Regions from separate parts of the Mus musculus genome. Here region 1 is linked to region 2. Evidence: chromatin loops called from intact Hi-C (ENCODE). Cell type or tissue: left cerebral cortex. All regions are shown on one strand. Each heading gives the region's core, and the rest is flanking DNA. Links, peaks and the distances in the headings are about the cores only.

Evidence for each region. Hi-C counts contacts between places; a loop is a spot of excess contacts. Peaks named below come from ENCODE experiments on the same cell type or tissue, not always from the same donor. Only the 100,000 strongest peaks of a DNase experiment are listed, where the experiment ranks them.
Region 1: it touches region 2 in a loop (9-fold over the local background); 11 of 42 quality-filtered maps call a loop at or near these places.

The regions. Positions count from the first base shown.
Region 1 is chr12:20,642,456-20,647,835 of GRCm38, forward strand. All of the region lies in intron 3 of LOC108167368, which reads left to right. Among named protein-coding and RNA genes, the nearest start is that of Gm6626, 120 kb to the right of the region's middle. In left cerebral cortex, for the core only: no CTCF peak of the experiment used is centred there; no DNase peak of the experiment used is centred there.
Region 2 is chr12:21,026,668-21,032,047 of GRCm38, forward strand. It overlaps the pseudogene Gm5977. Among named protein-coding and RNA genes, the nearest start is that of Asap2, 82 kb to the right of the region's middle. In left cerebral cortex, for the core only: a CTCF peak has its summit at 4,399 (motif pointing left); DNase peaks (open chromatin) are centred at 2,852 and 4,418.

The DNA of each region.
Region 1 (5,380 bases), core at 207-5,206, 380 kb before region 2:
TACATTATTATATCATATTATTTAATATTACTTCTTTTTATTATTTCATATTATTTATTATTTTATTATTTGATAGCATTGTTTCTTATTCTTATTATTTCTTATTAGTTTATTATCATTTCTTTTTCTCTTCTTCGTATTATTATTATTATTTCATACCTCTATAATTTATGTGGTGGTAAGAAATCCACAAGTAATATTTACCACAACAAGTTGGATGCAAATCAGCTTGTGACCAATGACTTTTTGAAATGCAATTGAAAGTAAGATGTGGTTTTTACACACTTGTAACCTCAGAAACCAACAGACAAAGCAGAAATATGGCCAACAATTATTTCCTTGGGATACAGGAAGAAAGACCTCTGGGGTCTCTGCTAATAAGGCCACACACAGACATACCCCCACACAAACATGCACACACACACATACTACATACATACATGAACACATATACACACACACCACACACATAAACATACATGCACCACACATACACCAAACACACACACATAACCATGACCCCACAAAAACACGCACACGTACATATACCACATACTTACATTCACACCCATACACACACACATACACCACAGATACACATGCACACACATCATGTACAGTAACACACACACCACAATAGCCTCACACAGTCACATACATACCACATACATACATTCACACCTACACACATACACCACACATACACCACAGCACATGCACACACATACCATATACATACATTCACACGCATACCTCCCTTTTTGATTCTGCTTCATTTTGCGTAACAATGATTTCTAGTTCCTTCTGTTTCTGTGCAAGTATCATGATTTCACTTTTCTTCCTGACTGCATGAAATCATGTCATGTGTACACTCTGTGATCAATTTGGTTAACAAGAATGAATGCATAAAGCAGGGCCTGGGCTGAGGAATTTGCATTGTGGGTGTTCCACATAGCCAAGAGTGACAAGGCATGTCCCAGAGGATCTTCTCCCTCAGTGAGCCCCTTGGAGCATGGCATATCTCCAAATAATATCAATCCCACCCATTCTTTAAAGAAGGAAAATGCTGAGGAGATCCAATTGGGTAATCCTTTGGTCAGGGACAGGTCCAAGTGCGTGGAGTTGACCTGAATGATGGCAAGTCTCAATTCCCGAAGGGTCTGTTCAAATTTAGCCGTCCAATTCTGTAACATATACTGAGAAAGACTTTTTGACAAATTAGCTGCCCTAGTAAAATTTCTCATACTGAATGGAAGTAACGCACAATCTTGGAAAATTTGTTTACATCCCAGCTGAGCTATTTGCCATAATACATCTAGTTGTTTCTGGACAAGCTCTATGAGTTGATTCATTTTTGCCCATGGAGCATTTTTGGGATTGGAGGATGGCGGCCGCTAAGCCTGCATTGGTGAGAGGTCCCCCAAGCTCCCGACAAACCCTGAGCCAGTCTTGTAAACCTTTGTTCTTTCTTGGGGCTATGGCCGCTCGGCACTCCTGTGTGGCTTGCTCATAAATGAGCTGTTTTACCAGAGGTGCGGCTTGCTCTGAATCTCCAAAAATACGCTCTGCTGCCTCTGTCATTTTGGCCACAAAATCTGAGAACTCTTGAGGTCCCTGGACGATCTTTGTTAGTTGTCCAGTGGCTTCACCTGCTCGGGAGAGCGCCTTCCAGGCCCTAATAGCCTTTTCATCTGATTTAGAACTACTAAGAACTGGCTCCTTGAGCTCATCTAGTGATGAGTATAGGCTCCTTCTTCTAGAGACCTCCGCTAATTGATCTTTTTTTTTCTTTTTTTTTTCCTTCCTTCTAATCTCTCTCCAGGTATTTTTACCTGACCTAAACTTTTCTTCGGGTTCAAGACCCGTGGAAAGGCCTGTATACTTATTTTGTGTACCATATTTTCTCTTTGTTCCTACTCTCTCTCCCCGCTTTACTTCTGATAGATTGCCCTGAATTTCATCCAGAATTTTTAGCCCTACCTTAACCACTTGATAACATGTGAAAAGGAACAAAAAGGCTCCTAACACTAGAAAAAGTTTAAGGCCAAACATACCTTGTAAAGCTATTTTCCACTTTACTTCTGATAGACTGTCTTGAATTTCGTTAGAAAGTTCAAGGCCAGACGTACCTTGTAAAGCTATACCCCACTTTACTTCTGATAGACTGTCTTGAATTTCATTAGAAAGTTCAAGACCAGACTTACCTTTTAAAGCTATACTTACGGGTACCCTGTACCCCAGCTGAAGAGTTCTGAATTCACGCAGTTGAATCCTTCTCAACAGTCTGTGTTGTGGGAACACTTTATTATCACCGTTGCCCAGCTGAAGAGTTTTGAATCCACACTGGATCCTTCTCAACAGTCTGTTTTACGGGAACCTTTATGACCGTGACCCGCAGTTCTGGTTCCGGAATGAGGGATCTTCCTTGTGCCGGTGATGGTAACCGTCCCAGGTTTTCTTGTCTCAGGATTTCTCGTCTCGGGTTTTCTCGTCCTGGGTTTCGGCATCAACTCTTACTTGCGTTCACGACCGGCCAGGAAGAACACAGCAAACCAGAATGTTCTGCGGCAAAACTTTATTGTTTACATCTTCAGGAGCAAGAGTGCAAGAGAGCAAGAGCTCTATTGCTTACATCTTTAGGAGCTAGAGCAAGAGAGCAAGAGCTCTATTGCTTACATCTTTAGGAGCCAGAGCGCAAGAGAGCATGAGCTCTATTGCTTACATCTTTAGGAGCCAGAGCAAGAGCTCTATTGCTTACATCTTTAGGAGCCAGAGCAAGAGAGCAAGAGCTCTATTGCTTACATCTTTAGGAGCCAGAGCAAGAGAGAAAATGGTGAAACCCCGTCCCCTTTAAGGAGAATTATCTTCCGCCTAGGACATGTCACTCCCTGATTGGCTGCAGCCCATCGGCCGAGTTGTCGTCACGGGGAAGGCAGAGCACATGGAGTGGAAAACTACCCTTGGCACATGCGCAGATTATTTGTTTACCACTTAGAACACAGGATGTCAGCGCCATCTTGCAACGGCCAATGTGAGGGCGGCTTCCCACATGACTGAATGTCACCTGGATACATGCCTCCAGGCCCCAGGGTCCTCGACTCCAGGTGCCATCCATGCACAAGTGTATGGTAGGGTTCAGTCAAGCCTGGAAACTGATGTCTGGAAGCTGGAGCAGACAAACAGGTCAGAGGAGTACAAGTTCTAGTCTATAGTGTCTCTTCTCATCCTGAGGCCCTTGGATGCTTTGGTGTACACCCAGTGACTACTCTGTAGCCAAACACACCTCGGCACTGAATGAGAAGAGTCTGGGTCAGATAGCTCTTAATCTTATGTCAGAACTTTGCTATGGGGTCAGAAGTCAGAGGATGACCAGTAGAAAGATCCCTCTGATGATGGGCACCACCTCCATTCCCACCCACCTGCCTGTGGATGAAAGCATGTACAAGTCTGGGGCACAGCCTTGCTGCCAGCTGTCTACCTTAGCAGTCAGTATGGCTGTGCTCAGCATGCATTAAGAATATGCTCTGTCCCCAGTGAGCTTGAGGGCTCTGGCTTCTATTGGCAAAGAAAAGCAAATTAAAGCCTGGGCCTTGTACTCATATTATTGGAAAAAGTAAAGCTGGAAAGAGGTTAGGCTTAGAAGATTGTGTGTAGAGGCTTCTATTTTCGACAAAGTATTCCAGGAAGGCTAAGAGATGTGAGCATGGAGAGAGCCTGGAGAAGGTGTGGGAGCAAAGGCCCAGTGGCAGCCATAGGAATGGAGACAGAAGCAGTGGAGATATTCGTGGCTAGAGAGGATGGGAAGATGATTCAGGCTGATGGGGGTGCAATGAATCACAGACTGCATCTCAGAGCTCAATGTGTACTGAGTGACAGCTGCGGTTATATATAATGACCTGTTCCCTCCCTCCCTAATTTCCCCACATGTTCCTGCTCTCTCTGTGTCGTAGTGACTCACCTCTGAGCACACTGAGGCTTCCTCTGAGCATCATTCTCTCCTGTCCACCAGTAAGCATCTTCTCCATCTGCCCAGGGTTAGAGTCATTCGCTCAGCACATCTTCAGGCCAAGTTCATGCATACTAGGTAAAGGTGGCTGGATAAATGAATGAGCAAATGACTCATATTGCTGTGTGTAAGAATAGCGAGATCCCAAGGAGGATATCTTCTGGAGTCCTGTGTGTTGCTCTGAGGAGTCCTCCCTCTAACAGCTTTTCCTCATGGGCTATCACTGGAGCCAGGAGGGATGGGAGCCTCTGAGTAGTTGGTGAGGTAACACATCACCATGTTGGGAGAGGGGTGTTGGTGTGTGTGTGTGTCTGTAAACTTTGCAACGTATATGGTATGAAGTGTGAGCCACTGCCTGAGGGTCCCCAACCCTCACACTCCTATTCCCAAGCAGTAGGCATGGACTTCTCAGGACACCTGCTGCCATGAGAGAAGGGGCCTTCCTCCTCCTGAAACCCCACCCCTGTGTCTAGCAAGCCCGTGGTGCTTGGGCCCCTGTACTAGACCTGCCCCTCAGCAACAGGAGCCTCTGCGGTCCCTGCCCTGATGTTTGCCTGGCTACATCCTTCCTTCCCTCCCCTCATTTCCTCTTTGAAGTACAGGAGTTAGGATGTCACTGGCCCTACCCAGGGATGCTTTTACATCACAGTGACCCCAGGCTCTTTACCAGCACAGAACACGGTTTTTAATGCCACTGCACTAGGTGTGACCTGCAAGAGAAGCTTTTCAGGTCGGTGGCTTCTATCCTCACAGGGTGCTGTACTCAGATGGAGCTCATTGAGGAAGCCTGTGGTCTTTCACAGTAAAAGTCCTCCAATGTCCCCACCGAGCATTTGCCTGGTGGTTCAGTTTGTCTCTGTCTCCTCATAGCTTCTGTTTCCCTTCCTTTCATAGAAATAGGCTGTAAACTCCACACACAGGGACCTTCACTCTTGGTTTAAAACTAAGGAGACAGGACTCAGAAATCAAGGTAGCAAGAACATATGGCTAGAAGGGAAGGCTGTAGGCAGGGATTGACCCAGGGACCACCAAATCTGCATGTCCCATTGCATACTGACCAGTAAACTGCAGCTCCTTTTAGGGACACACATAGGCTCAGTCAGGGCAGTGAGAGATATTCTACCCTGCACTATGCTACGCCTGGCTCATAACCCTTGGGTTACTGCTGGACCCTCCCAATAGTAGTGTTGGGTGCTGGCCATTGGCCAGGGCAGCCTGAGACATTGACCATGCAGAACCAGTCCTAGAGGCCCCATGCCATTCCCCTCACTACTGGGGAAAGGCCATTGCTGGCTACTTGACCTCCAGCATCAGAGTACAGTTGATATAAACAGTCATCCCAGCCAATCAGGAGCCCATGTGTTAGTCATTCCA
Region 2 (5,380 bases), core at 183-5,182:
CATCTCCTGGAGGGAGAGGATATCTCCTGCTGCCTTTTTCTTCACTCCCTCACATTCCATAGACATTCTGTCCAGGTTGTTAGTGAGTCTGAAGGAGATACCCAGAAAGAGGCTCTTGTCTTCAGAGAAGGTCTTTGGGTCCCCTCAATCGAAAATAGACACAATGGAATATGGTGTGCACTGCTAGGGCTAAAGAGAGCAGTTTCTGAATCTATATGACTGAATGTCACCTGCATACATGCCTCCAGGCCCCAGGGTCCTCGACTCCAGGTGCCATCCATGCACAAGTGCATGGTAGGGTCCAGTCAAGCCTGGAAACTGATGTCTGGAAGCTGGAGCAGACAAAGAGGTCAGAGGAGTACAAGTTCTAGCCTATAGTGACTCTTCTTATCCTGAGGCCCTTGGATGCTTTGGTGTACACCCAGTGACTCCTCTGTAGTCAAACACACCTTGGCACTGAATGAGGAGAGTCTGGGTCAGATAGTTCTTAATCTTATGTCAGAACTTTGCTATGGGGTCAGAAGTCAGAGGATGGTCAGTAGAAAGATCCCTCTGATGATGGGCACCTCCTCCATTCCCACCCACCTGCCTGTGGATGAAGGCATGTACAAGTCTGGGGCACAGTCTTGCTGCCGGCTGTCTACCTTGGCAGTCAGTATGGCTGTGCTCAGCATGTATTAAGAATATACTCTGTCCCCAGTGAGCTTGAGGGCTCTGGCTTCTAATGGCAAAGAAAAGCAAAGTAAAGCCTGGGCCTTGAACTCATTACAATATTGGAAAAAGTAAAGCTGGAAAGAGGTTAGGCTTAGAAGATCCCTGTGGGGATACTATCACTTCCTCATTGGGCAGCTGTTGTGTGCTGCAGGGCAGTGAGTTCTCCTTAGCTCTGGCCCTGGCACACACCCACACATTGCTTTTTGCTTTCCCCTCCTCCACCACAGGGAACTAGCTGCCCAGATGTCCTGCTGGTCCCATACAGAAGCAGAGGCCTGTAAAAGGTCTGGTCTGGTGATGAGCATCTTTGATTAATGACCTCTTGGGAAGCAACAAGAAGCCTTACTTGGGACCCCATAGCTGGATTGTTGTCCAAAAGGAGGGACATCAGCATCCTGCAAGTGAACACCCCCTAGTGTGACACATTCCTGAGTGTCTATTCTACTGTCACTATTGTGCCAGAAAGGAGCTTTCTAGAAGACTAATTCACCCATAGCCCTCACATTTCTTCCTGAGTCCCTAATCCTGTAGGTCACAAAGTGTTTGAGCCTTTAGGATAGGAAGAGACTCTTGGGCCTCATGCTGAGCCTTTGAAATGTCATACAGCCTGACTCACAGTTATAAACAGTGTGTGTACCCTGCCCTGTTTTGGGACACTGTGGGGGTTCGCAGTGGCAAACTATTAAATACAGAAATGCAGGACCCCGCAGTCTGAGAGGTGGAGTGCTCCCTGTGTGTAAGCATAAGGACCTGGGTTCAGATCCCCAGCACCCCTGTAAAGCGCCACATATGTCCTTGTTCGCTGTGACCCTGGCACTGTGGGATAGAGACAACAGGAACCAATTCTAGGGTCCTTCTGGCCGGCTAGTCTAGACAAAATGATGAATAGTACTCTCTGGGTTCAGAGAGAGGCCCTGACTCAAAAAACAGGGGCAGGACTCTGAGGCCTATAGACCTGGCTCTGTGCTTACATACAACTACTACTGTTTCAGAGGACCTGAATTCAGTTCACAGCACCCACAACTGGCTCTGTGAGCCACCAGTAACTTCAGTTCCAGAGCCCTGACTTCTTCCCGCTTCTCTAACCATACATACACGCAGACATACAAGTGAATAGAAATTTGAAAGTCTTTTTTAAAACGAAAAAGATAGCTGGGCAGTGCCAGCACACAACTTCAGTCACAGCATTCGTGAAGCAGAGGGAGGTGGTTCTCTGTGAGTTTGAGGCCAGCCTGGTCTACAGAGTGAGTTCCAGGATAGCCAGGGCTACACAGAGAGACCCTGTCTTGGGAGAAGTGCAGAGTAAAGAAAAGCAAAAAGAAGGAAAAAAAAAACATTCACATGTCGACCTCTATATCCTGCATGGGAAAGCATGTGTGTGTGCATGAGGGTGTGTGTAATGGTTTGTATATGCTCGGCCAAGGGATTGGCAATATTAAAATATGTGGCACTTTTGCAGTAAGTGTGGCCTTGTAGGAGTAGACATGTCACTGTGGGTGTGGGCTTTAAAACCCTCATCCTAGCTGCCTGGAAGTCAGTATTCTGCTAGCAGTTTTCAGATGAAGACGTAGAACTCTCAGTTCCTCCTGCACCATGCCTGCCTGGATGATGCCATGTTCCCTCCTTGATGATAATGGACTGAACCTCTGAACCTGTATGCCAGCCCCAATGAAATGTTGTCCTTTGTAAGAGTTGCCATGGTTGGTCATGGTATCTGTTCACAGCAGCAAAACTCTAATTAATAGAGTATGTAACACACACACATGAGCGCGTGCGCGCACACACACACGCACACACTCACACACACAGAAGAAAAGGGAGTTCAGTGTCTGATCTGAGGAAGTGCTCTGAACAAAGCAGGACCAGAGTCTGAAGGTAGATGAGAATTGATGCTAATCCTAGAGGCCTCTTCCAAGAGAAAGTACATATACCCAAGGACTGACCCTCTCTGAAACAGACAGCAAGAAGTGCAGAGAGGTGGAGGATCTGCAGATGCAGAGACCCTGGGACTGAAACAGACTTACCAGGGTCCAAAGGGGAAAAAACACAGTAATGATGTCCCAAAAGTGTAAGTCTTAACAGAAGATCAGAAATGCCATTCAGGATGTTGGGGAGAGTGACCATGGAGTCTAAGAAATCTGCCCCAAGGAGTGGTGGGACGTTTGTGTCTGAACAGGCTTCAGGGTGTGAGTAGGAGCTTCCCGGGTGACTGGAGTGGGTGTGACCCAGATGAGCCTAGCTTAGTGAGGAGAGTCACCCACATGTCTCCCATCCTGTTATAGTAGCAGTTTTTATTTAGAAAAAGTTCTTGGGGATTTCCTTTTCTTTTCTCCACCTTCTCTGGTTCCCCAACTCTTGTGGGGCCTCTCAGGCTTGGGAAAGAGCAGAGGGAGAGAGGTCTGGCAGTGCAGGGTGGGGCTTTCTGTGCAGCCTTTCCAGCTGCCCCTCTTTCTCCTTTTACATTGCACTTTACCTTGTTGCTTAAGTTTTATGCATATGAATTAGTTTGTGTGTGATGGGCATGTGATCCAGCTCATGTAGGTCAGAGGACACAACCTCTGGGATTCAGTTCTCTCCTCCTACCACGTGAGTTCTCAGGCTTAAACTCAAGTCTCCAGGCTTGGTGCCTGGTGCTTTTGCCCAGGGAGTCATTTCAATGGCTCTGATGCCTTTTTTTTATTTATGTAAAAAAAACAAAAACTGAAAAAAAACCAAAAAACAAAAACAAAACAAAACAAAAAAAAACAGTCATTGATGCTCTGGAGATTTGGGAGTTTGAGCTCTTGGCGTATGGCTTGGGAGTCAGGAAGGTTTTGCAGTGACAGTGCCTTGACATGGGACTGTGGCTCAGATGGCAGGCTGAGGTTGCATGCTGGTACCCAGTAATACCCTATCCTCCCTCCCATAGATCTCACTGGGCGGCTGTGTGTTGTCCCACTCAGAAGAGGAGGGTATATCTCTCACTGTAGCCTTTGACCTCCCTGGCTGGGGTCAGAATGGCTTCTCCAGAGAGGTCCAAGTTAGCCCTGCAGCCTATGTCTGTGGACCTGTGGAGGACTGTGGGATGGGAACACATTATCTCTCACTCATGGTATCAGTGAGTAAAGTGATCACCAGATGTCATAGGATGCTAACTGCTGTGAATAGGATCCCTGTGTGGTGGCAGCAGCTCCAGAGTCCTTGGTACTGCCCAGTGCTGTCCAAGAAATAGGATGACATTCATATATAATATGAGATTTTCCTACAACCACATGGAAAGAGGAAAGAGAAACGGGGTGAACAATGTCCACAGCCTGTTGGATTTAACGCTTTGTATACCAAGCAGGAAACAACAACTGTGTATTTTACCCTGAGGACTTACTTAGTTTGGACTAGTGGTTCTCAAACTTCTAATGCTGTGACCCTTTAATACAGTTCCTCATGTCATGGTCACCCCAAACCAAAAAATTATTTTTATTGCTACTTCATAACTATAAATTTTGTTATCGTTACAAATCGTAATATAGATATGTGCTTTCTGATAGTTTTAGGCAACCCCTATGAAGAGTCCTGCAATCCCCAAGGAGTTGGGACCCACCCATTGAGAAGCTCTGGTTTAGACCTACTATGCTTTCTTCCCTAGTTTAGAAATTAAAAGGGGTGTGTGCTGAGGGCTAGGGAATCTGCCAGCCTGCGCCCTCTAGTGTCCGTGCAGACTCAGTGCAGCTTGTGTGGCTCCAGGTGCATCTCCTGTAGCTGATGGCCATTCTGCCTAGGGCTGCACTCAAGTGGATGCTAAGGCTGTTTGAGTTTCACCTACAGCGGATGGAGGAGGACGAGGGGGAGGAGGAGGATGAGGATGAGGACGAGGACAAGGAAGATGAGGAGGAAGAGGAACAATATTCTGTCAGTCACCGTAAGGAAGAGCACAGTTGAGGCTTATTCCTGCCTGCCACCTTCTGTTCCACCTGACATGGAACAGGCTCTCCATCAGCCAAGCCCAGATGGTCTGTTGAAGTTCAAATTCACAGAGGATGCACCCAGTCTCTCCTGAGTCCAGGACTTCCTAGGGATTTGGTACCCACGTCTCCCACCACCTTCCCTCCAGGGTCGATGTCTAGCAGTCCTTGAGGTTTGGCAGTCTGACTGATGAGATTGCTGCGTGGTGGGATGAACTGTACCATGCGTGTTCCTAGCCAGCACTGAGCTGTGGTTAATGGGACATTGGAGCTCCCAAGGGCCTTTCCCAGCAACAGCAAAAGTGTGCTGTTAGAAAAGCTTTTTACTTGCAGTACCAAGCTCGGGTTAAATATTTTCACAGAGCTTCCCAGCTACTTGTTTGGTCTTTCTTTAATTTACAATTCAGTGTGTTAAGGACAATAAGAGCATAACAGACCCTGGGAGAAGGGGTAGGGGCTGTTAGCTCCCTCCCCCAATTCCTATTATTGTGAAGTCACATGTCCTTGATGCTCCAAGGCTGTTGTCTGTCAGATCTAAGCCCTGCTAGAATATGAAGTGAGAGGTGGCCATGTGAAACCAAGAAACCCTCATTCCTTCCCCCTAAAAAGATGAAAGTAGGGTTCTATGATCAATGAAGCCTGGGTTAGTCTGATGACCGGAGCTAGGTAGGTATTTTTCTTCTGGGGAGCAGGCACAGTGATTTTTCAGTCCCTGCATAAAAGTGTTC